2 separate regions of the Homo sapiens genome follow, and region 1 is linked to region 2. A link is an interaction called in ENCODE POLR2A ChIA-PET data of the cell type or tissue named here. Cell type or tissue: endothelial cell of umbilical vein. All regions are shown on one strand. Links, peaks and the distances in the headings refer to the core of each region. The heading gives the core; the rest is flanking DNA. Region 1 overlaps IGFBP7 (insulin like growth factor binding protein 7). Region 2 overlaps POLR2B (RNA polymerase II subunit B).

Region 1 (4,526 bases), core at 288-4,287, 99 kb after region 2:
AGAGAACCAGCTAATCCAGAGCCTACAGAGCCCGGAGCACAGTCAGGCATTTCAGAAATGCACATGGATGGTAACTAGGAGATTTCTTGAACAATAGAAAGTTCCCAACAAAGCTGTTAGGGCTCAAGAGGACCAGCTCCACCACCCACCCCTGCTGATCTGGGAGCTGCTACCTGGGCTGAGCTGGCTCCCGTCCACAGGGCCCCCAGTTCTCTGGCTCAATTCAATACCTCCTGCTGCGGTGGCTTGTTTCTTCTTGTCCTGAATGTTGTTCTTCAGAGCTGATGATTAATGCCTTCCATTTAGGGTGAGAAAAATGACCTTGCTGTCTATGCAAGTGAGGATCATTTATTCCATCTACAAAAGCAGCACACATCTACTTGGCTCAACTCAGAGTATTTCTCTTTGCTGTCTTCTTGTTAAACACGATCGTTTCTTCAAGCGAGGTTTATGTTGTCTTGTGATTTCCCTTTTTTGGTGTGTGTGTGTGTGTTTTAAAAAAACAAATTGCAGGTGATACGTGGCATTTTGCATTGCTAAAATTCACATCCCACTGTACTTCATTAGTAAAAGCCATTTATCCCCCACCTTTCAACACTGCTGGCTGAGACGCAAATAGAACCATTTCAGTTTTCCAGTTGAACAGCCATGGGAAAAAAAAAAGAGCAGAGCCTTGCTTATCTCTGTGTTACACATTAACACGGTCCTCCTTTGCAGAGGTTCTTCAAGGTAGACAGACTTTAAAAAGTCAAATAATTGACAGAATAATTACCCTGGCACTCCAAGGCCAATGCAAATGCTGGGATGTAGCCTTCAGCTAAATTCTACACTGAAGTTTCAGTCTTCAGGAAAGTAATAGAAAATGAAATGCAAAGGAAAGGGAATTTCCCAATTTCTCCACTAAGATTTTTTTTAAACCTCAAGTGAAAAAAATCTAGTAAGTCAAATTCTATATGAAATCTTCCCAGTTATCTTCTGTCCAACATCTAACAGCGCTTTTCCTATCACTCTCATGCTATTTGTCTCATTAATAATTGTTAATAATAAAAGTTACTACTGTCCTTACCATTGCCTCTATTATCATTTACTGAGTTTACTGTATGCCAGGCACAGTGCAGGCTCATCCATATATTATCTCAGGTAATCCTCACAGAAATCTAGTTAAGTGGCTATGCTTATTACCCCATTGTAGAGATGAGGAATTGGAGGCTTTGAGAGGTTAAATAACTTGCCCAGAATCACAGAGCACATGGGAAGCAGAGCCAGGATTCAGGGTAGGTTTGACTCTAGAACTTCCATCCTGACCACGATTCCCACGGTTTTCTGAGTGATGGCCTATTGACATGGCCCTTTAGCCCAACACAGGGTCTCCCACAGGGCTTGGTGGGTACCTGAATGAATGAATGACTACAAGAATGAATGAACCAATGACAAAGTGAATGAGATTTCTGAAGACTGGATTTTCAAAATAACATACTTTATCTCAGTAAGAAAAGCAAGAAATGTCTAAAACTGAGTATGGGAATACTTAGGACTTTAAAATGAGATAATTTCTCTACCTGTCTAAGATTCAAAGGAGGGAAATTGACACTGCTGCATTCTACTCACATTGCCCGAGTGCTCCAGCCTACAGGGGTTATAGCTGAAACAACGGAAGCTGATATATTCAAAAGAATATTGATTGCAGACACACGAAGGGTTTTCCTAAAGTTGGTATCAGAACCTTTCTTCCAATACTGAGTCCCCATCTTCCCATTTAGAGGAAGATTTTGAGTGAAATTTATTTTATTTTTTGAGACAGGATCTCACTTTTCACCCAGGGTGGAGTGCAGTAGCATGATCATGGCTCACTGCAGCCTCTAACTCATAGGCTCAAGTGATCCTCCCACTCCAGCCTCCTAAGTGGCTGGGACTACAGATGTGCACCACCACACCTGGCTGACATTTTCTTTTCTTACTTTTTATTTAGAACTGACCAGAGAGAATACTAGTCTTACTCACTCACCCTATGCCTACCGTGCACACCGATCCAGGAAATGTCAGGAGACAAACCAAACAGCCAATGAAAAGGAAAATGCTAAAAGACATTAGCTGGATCAGCACCACCAATGAAAGTGTGTTGGGTCACAAAAACGACCTGCAGCTTTCCTTTCCACTGCCAAGGGGATATCTCTGTTGGCTTCCGCTCATCAATCTCTCCTCCTTGGCCCTGGCCAATGTTCTCAGAATGTCTCCGGTGGGCTGAGGATGCTGACAGATGCCATCTGGTCCTTCTCACCTTTCCTTTCCTGGAAGTCAACACCCATTTCCTCTATGGAGCTTCCCCCTTTTGTCAGCAGGGGAAGTGAAGATCCCAACCTGGGTACTTAAAATGGGCCTTGAGTGATACTTTCTGGAACATTCTTAGCTTCAGGGCAGGGCCCAGGGAAAGTGCCTCTAATGATCCTAATGTTAGTTTTAAACTTGCTTGGTAATCACTTTGGAATTGCCCATTTTTTTTTCACAGAGCTTTCTGGCCCATACTCAGCTATGGGTTCTAAGTCTGAAAGCCTGTTAGGGCATTAAAAATGACAGCTGTTAAAATGCTTAAGAATTATGAAGGGAGGAAGCTAATGCTTAGATTTACCCCCCACCAGCCCCTCCCACTCACACCATAGACCACATATTTTCCCCTCAGAAAGGAAAACATTCCTGACCTCTGTTTAAATGTTTATCAGAAGTTGTCTGGACTTGTAAATTCTCTGAAGTCACACTCTTTATTAGTCACATCCTTCTTGGTGTGTGGTGTGACCCTTCTATCAGGGCAGGGGGAATGTCGGGCCTTGTGCAGAAATCATTTGGTGCGGGAAACATCAACCACCACCCAGAGATTTTCATGTAGCCCAAACACAAGCAGAAGCTGAGCAAGGACCTTGAGCTTCCCCATGGTGGCAGGGCTTCCGTTTTGAATATGTGTGAAAAAAATTCCTTAGTTCTGAGTCCGCTGGGGCCTTGATTTTAAAACAAAGCCCCAGCATGAAGTCTGGCTCCAGAGAAAGAAAAGTGGAAGTTCTAGGTCCTCAGCACAAAATAAAGGACTATTCAGAGTTCTATTCTGGCTCCAAAGTGCTGCTGCTTTGGGTTTGCAATTGAATCACCCTGCCTTCCTGGTCCTTTGACGTTGATAACTTAGCTTCTACTTGGGATTCTGTGTAAACAGTTTGCATCCAACAGACTTTGGCTTACCAGGTGAAAGGCACTGTTGTAGAACCGACTCGGGGATGCTGGTGTGTGAGAAAGAAAGGTACTACTAGAGCAACAGAAAATGCACTGATTAGCAAGTAGGGGAAGTGGGTTTTGGTACCATTTCTCCCCACATTTTACTTAGTCCTCAGTTTTTTCATCTGTAAAATGGAAAGGTTGAAGCAATGATCTAGGAGGTCCTTTGGGGTCAAGAATCCTCTTTGTCTCTACATCAGAAGTGGAGGAACAGGTGTGAGTTTCAGCCCAAGGAATATCAGTTATAATAAGAAAGACTTTCCTGAGAGAAGGCTGAGTTTACAAAGGATGCTCTGTGATTTTCCTCTTTTGACCAGTGTGGGTCCCAAATCGCGGTCTCAGAGAGCTCTTCTGGGACCTGCGTCTTTGGAGTTGCCATGTTTGAAATCTCTTAGACTAAGATGATACAGGGAAGTGGTTAGGGAAAGGTTAATGATGAACTGAAATATCACCCCAGAATCATTCTAGATCTATGAGTGTATAGTTTTAAATTTGAATCAAGTTTTTGGTAATTAGAAGAAGGAAAGAAAAGAACCTTCGAAATTTAGTTATGAGGAATATCAATGATGTAGTGGTTCAGTATTCTTTTAAAATATTTTGTTGCTATTTAAAAAATGCAAAAGTGCATGCTCACTGTAACAATTCAAATATACAAATATATAAAGAAGCAGCAAGTTGTCTACTTTTACCTCCTGATAATCCTAACCCCCCAACAACTTATATAAACTGTTTATACATATAGTTTTTATTTTTTTAATGAAAATTTCATACCTATTAACATGCAAGCTGCTTTAAATTTTTTTTAAAGTTTTATTTTAAGACACAGGGTTTGTCTATGTTGCCTAGGCTTATCTTGAACTCCTGGCCTCAAGCTTCCTGAGTAGCTGGGTCTACAGGTGTACACCACCACACCTGGCTTAAACTGCCTTTTTTTCAGTGAACAATCCATGTATTATGTATTAGCTTTATTAGTTCAATACACATAAATCAAATTCATTCTTTCCAATAGCTGCAAAATGTCCCCAAACATGGGCATAATTCTTTAAGAATATTCCAGATGTTCCAAATTCTTCTATATACAAACTATGATACAATAAATATTCTTAATACTTATGTCCCTATGCGTTAGCACTTTTGTTTCTGTAGGAGAGGTTTCCAGAAATAAGATTGCTGGGTCAAAGGGTATGAGAATGTTTAATTTTAATAAATACTCCTAGATTACTTTTGAAAAGCTTGTTAGGAATTCTGGTCTTGGCAATAGTGCAGGA
Region 2 (4,252 bases), core at 253-4,252:
TTCCATTCTCCATATCTGCTAATTCAAACCTTATTTTCTTATAGCTCTCAATTCCTTGGCCACCCCCTACATCTCCTCTCTCTATTCCCTCAGGTACTTCTGATAAATCAGATGGAAAAAATTGAAGCAAAAGCTTAATTTTTTTTTTTTTTTTTTAAGAGATGGGGTCTGGCCATGTTGCCCAGGCTGGTCTCAAACTCCTGAGGTCAAACCATCTGCCTGTCTCGGCCTCCCAAAGTGCTGGGATTACAAGCATGAGCCAATGTGCCCAGCCAAAAGCTTAAACTTTTAAAGCTGTTTAAACTTCTGTCTCATTTATATCTTGTGTTGTAGAAATTTATTAGCATCATTATATTCCTTGTTCTTTTTTAACTACTATCTCAGTAGAAGAAAAATTCGAAAAAAAAGATTTTTAAAGCATAATTTTTGGCTGGGTAATATATTCTCATAGCTCACAAGCCAGAAAATTTAAAAATGTTAAAGTGGGGTGGCTGGTGCAGTGGCTCACGCCTGTTATCCCAGCATTTTGGGAGTCTGAGGCGGGTGGATTACTTGAGCTCAGGAGTTCGAGAGCAGCCTGGGCAACATGGGAGACCCCTCTCTATAAGAAATAGAAAAATTAGCTGGGCGTGGTCTTGCTCACCTATAGTCCCAGCTACTTGTGGGGCTGAGGCTGGAGGATCGCTTGAGCCTGGGAAGTTGACACTGCTATGAGCTGAGAACAAAGTGAGACCTTGTCTCAAAAAAAACAAGTTAAAGTGTCACGTCTCCTTCTTACCCACCATCTGCCCAGTTTGAACTCTCCACAGTGGGTAACTACAGTTATAACAGTTATAAGAGGTTCTTATCACTCCACAGTTTCTTTTTTTTTTTTTGATGGTCTTGCTCTGTTGCCCAGGCTTGAGTGTGGTGGCGCAATCTCGGCTCACTGTAACCTCCATCTCCCAGGTTCAAGCAGTTCTCCTGCCTCAGCCTCCCGAGTAGCTGAGATTACAGGCGTACACCACCGTGCCCAGCTAATTTTAGTATTTTTAGTAGAGATGGTTTCTCCACGTTGGCCAGGCTGATCTCAAACTCCTGACCTCAGGTGATTCACCTGCCTCGGCCTCCGAAAGTGCTGGGATTGCAGGTGTGAACCTCCAAGCCCAGCCTCCACAGTTTCCTTATGCATATTTAAGCAAATATAAATGGGATTTTCTCTTTTTTTAAAGACAGTAATATTCACACTTTTCTCCACTTTTAGATTTTGTTTAATGTGTCCAGGAGATTTTCGTATCAGTACACAGAAAGCATCGCGCCCCCCCTCCCGTGTCCCCACCCCCAGTTACTTAGTTTGTGTGGATGTACCATAACTTAAGTAGTCTCTTGATGGATATTCGGTTTATTTCTAGTCATTTTCGGGTTCAAACAGTGCTGTAAATGAATAATCTTGTACGTATAATTTGCCCAAGTATGTCTGTGGGATACATTTCTACATATAAAATTGTCAGGTCAAATGATATGCACGTTTAACATTTTGCTAGATGATGCCAAGTGACCACCATAGTGGTGATTGTACTAATTTTGCATTCTTATTAGCAATGTATAATGATCCTGTGGAAAAAGAGTTTATCAGGGTTGCTTTAGCAGTGAACCTACATTTTATTGCCCATGTCCTCTGAAATGTTTATTAGATAACGTCCTCATCAGTTTTCAGTCACTATGTGAAAATGTCAGATTTCTGTCATCCACATGGAAACAAGTTAAATTCTTTTCATTGTTACCTTTTTCTTCTAGTATTTTACCTTTCTTCTTTCACTCACAGCCAAACTTATAAAAATAATAAGCTGTCCTTGTTTCTAATTTTCATCTTTCATGTGCTTTTCAACTGATTACAATATGTTTCTACTCATGCTACTACATTAAGATAGCTCTAAGATTGACAGCGACTTCTCAATTGATAAATGAGATGGATATTTAAAACTTATCTAAACCCTGTGGTCTTCAAAACTGTTGATGACATCTTCCCGGAAACTCACTCAGCTTTCTAGCGACATCACTTTCACTTGATTTTTCTTATCTGACTTTTCTCATTTTCTTTCCTGTTCACATTCTCCTTGGGTGATCTCATCCATTTTCCATTGTTTCAGTTACCATCTGTATGCGGATAACTTCTGAATGTGTATACTTCTAGTTTAAAATCTGGGGTATCTAACTGCCACTAGCCAACTAGGATATCTCCCAGGCTGCTTAACCTTGTCAACTGCCCAAACTGAGCTAATTATTTTCTTTTGCTATTCCCCTCCCAAAGCCACTGCCTCCTGTCTTCTCTGTCTCGGTGAAGGGCACATTTGGCCCTCTGTATCTGTAGGTTTCACATCTGTATATTCAATTAACCTTGGATTGAAAATATTAAAAAGCTTGAGGCCAGGAATTTGAGACCAGCCTGGGCAACATAGGGAGACCTCATCTCTACAAAAAAATTTAAAAAATTAGCTGGGCATGGTGGCATGTGCCTGTGATCCCAGCTCCTCGGGATACTGAGGTGGGAGGACTGCTTGAGCCCTAAGAATTTGAGGCTACAGTGAGCTGTGATCACACCACTGCACTTCAGCCTGGGTAACAGCAAGGCCCTGTCTCAAAAAACAAAAAAGAGAATATTAAAAAAAAATTGCGTCCTTGTAAAAATGTACAGACTTTTTTTTTCTTGCCATTATTCCATAAACATTACAAGTAAATAATTATTTATATAGCATTTACATTGTATTAGGTATTATAAATAATCTAGAGATAATTTAAAAGATACAGGAGGATGTGTGCCTAGGGTATATAACAGTGCCATTTCATGTCAGGGACTTAAGCATCTGTGTTTGGTATCTATGGGAGGTCCTGAAACCAGTCTCCAATGGACACTGAGGTACAACTGTTGTACCCTCTGTTGTTGAAACCGAAAGCCTGGGCATCATTTTTGACTCCTCTCTTTCACCTCTATATCTAATCAGTCACCAAGCCCTGTTGGTTCTGTCTCCTAAATATGTCAAATCTGGCCACTTCTCTATCCCCTCCACCATCATTCTAGTTCATGTTGCTGCCATCCCTTGCCTAGATTACTCCTAACTGATTTGTATACTTCCAATCCACTCTCCACACTGGCCATAGGGATCTTTCAGAAATGAAAATCTGACCTAGCCACAACCCTGCTAAACTCATATCTCTTGGTAAAGGCCAAACTCTTCTTATTCCACTTCCAACTTCACAATCTGTGCTTCCGCTACATTGGCCTTCTATCATTCTTTGAATATGCCATCCTGTCTTGCATTATGGGGTCTTTTGCACAATTTGTTTTTTTCTATTTGGTAGGATTCTTTCTTGACTCCTACCTTTGTCCCTTCCTTTTGCCTGATTACTCCTGTTTATAACACGAGATCTCTGCTCAGGTTTTTTTTTTTTTTTTTTTTTTGAGATGGAGTTTCCCTTTGTCCCCCAGGCTGGAGTGCAGTGGTGTGATATCGGCTCACTGCAACCTCTGCCTCCCAGGTTCAAGTGATTCTTCGCCTCAGCCTCCTGAGTAGCTGGGATTTCAGGGATGCGCCACCATGCCCTTCTAATTTTTGTATTTTTAGTAGAGACGGGGTTTCACCATGCTGGCCAGGCTGCTCTCAAACTCTTGGCCTTGTGATCCACCTGCCTTGGGTTCCCAAACTGCTGGGATTACAAGCGTGAGCCACTGCGCCCGGCCAGCTTTTTAAAGAAAATTTTAGAGACGGGGGTCTCGCTTTGTGGCTCAGGCTGGTCTCGAACTCCTGGGTTCAAGTGATCCTGCTGCCTTGGCCTTCCAGTGGTGGGATTACTGACATGAGCCACTGCACCTGGCCTCTGCCCAGCTTTTGGGAAGTCTTCCCTAACCTTTTCAGATCTTTGTCAGGAATATTCATATCACTTTTTTTTTTTTTTTAGACAGGGTCGCACTCTCACCCAGGCTGGAGTGCAGTGGCGTGATCTCGGCTCATTGCAACCTCCACCTTCTGGGTTCAAGCGATTCTCCTGCCTCAGCCTTCCTAGTAGCTGGGACTACAGGCAGGTGCCACCATGCCTGGCTAATTTTTGTATTTTTAGTAGAGATGGGTTTTCTCCATGTTGGCCAGGCTGGTCTCGAACTCCTGGTCTCAAGTGATCTGCCTGCCTCGGCCTCCTAAAGTGTTGGGATTATAGGTGTGAGCCAGTGCGCCCAGCCTGAAAAAAAATCTGATAAATGGATGAGTAAATGAGTCTC

Evidence for each region. ChIA-PET counts read pairs that join two places held together with the same protein. Peaks named below come from ENCODE experiments on the same cell type or tissue, not always from the same donor. Only the 100,000 strongest peaks of a DNase experiment are listed, where the experiment ranks them.
Region 1: POLR2A ChIA-PET joins it to region 2 with 5 read pairs; 8 of 35 experiments call an interaction of 5 or more read pairs at or near these places.

Annotation. Positions count from the first base shown.
Region 1 is chr4:57,078,753-57,083,278 of GRCh38, forward strand. The region is part of intron 1 of IGFBP7 (insulin like growth factor binding protein 7); the gene reads right to left. Among named protein-coding and RNA genes, the nearest start is that of IGFBP7-AS1, 29 kb to the right of the region's middle. In endothelial cell of umbilical vein, for the core only: no CTCF peak of the experiment used is centred there; DNase peaks (open chromatin) are centred at 309 and 2,749; H3K27ac peaks cover 4,000 bases.
Region 2 is chr4:56,979,952-56,984,203 of GRCh38, forward strand. All of the region lies in intron 1 of POLR2B (RNA polymerase II subunit B), which reads left to right. Among named protein-coding and RNA genes, the nearest start is that of POLR2B, 3.2 kb to the left of the region's middle. In endothelial cell of umbilical vein, for the core only: no CTCF peak of the experiment used is centred there; a DNase peak (open chromatin) is centred at 2,100; H3K4me3 peaks cover 361 bases; H3K27ac peaks cover 3,204 bases.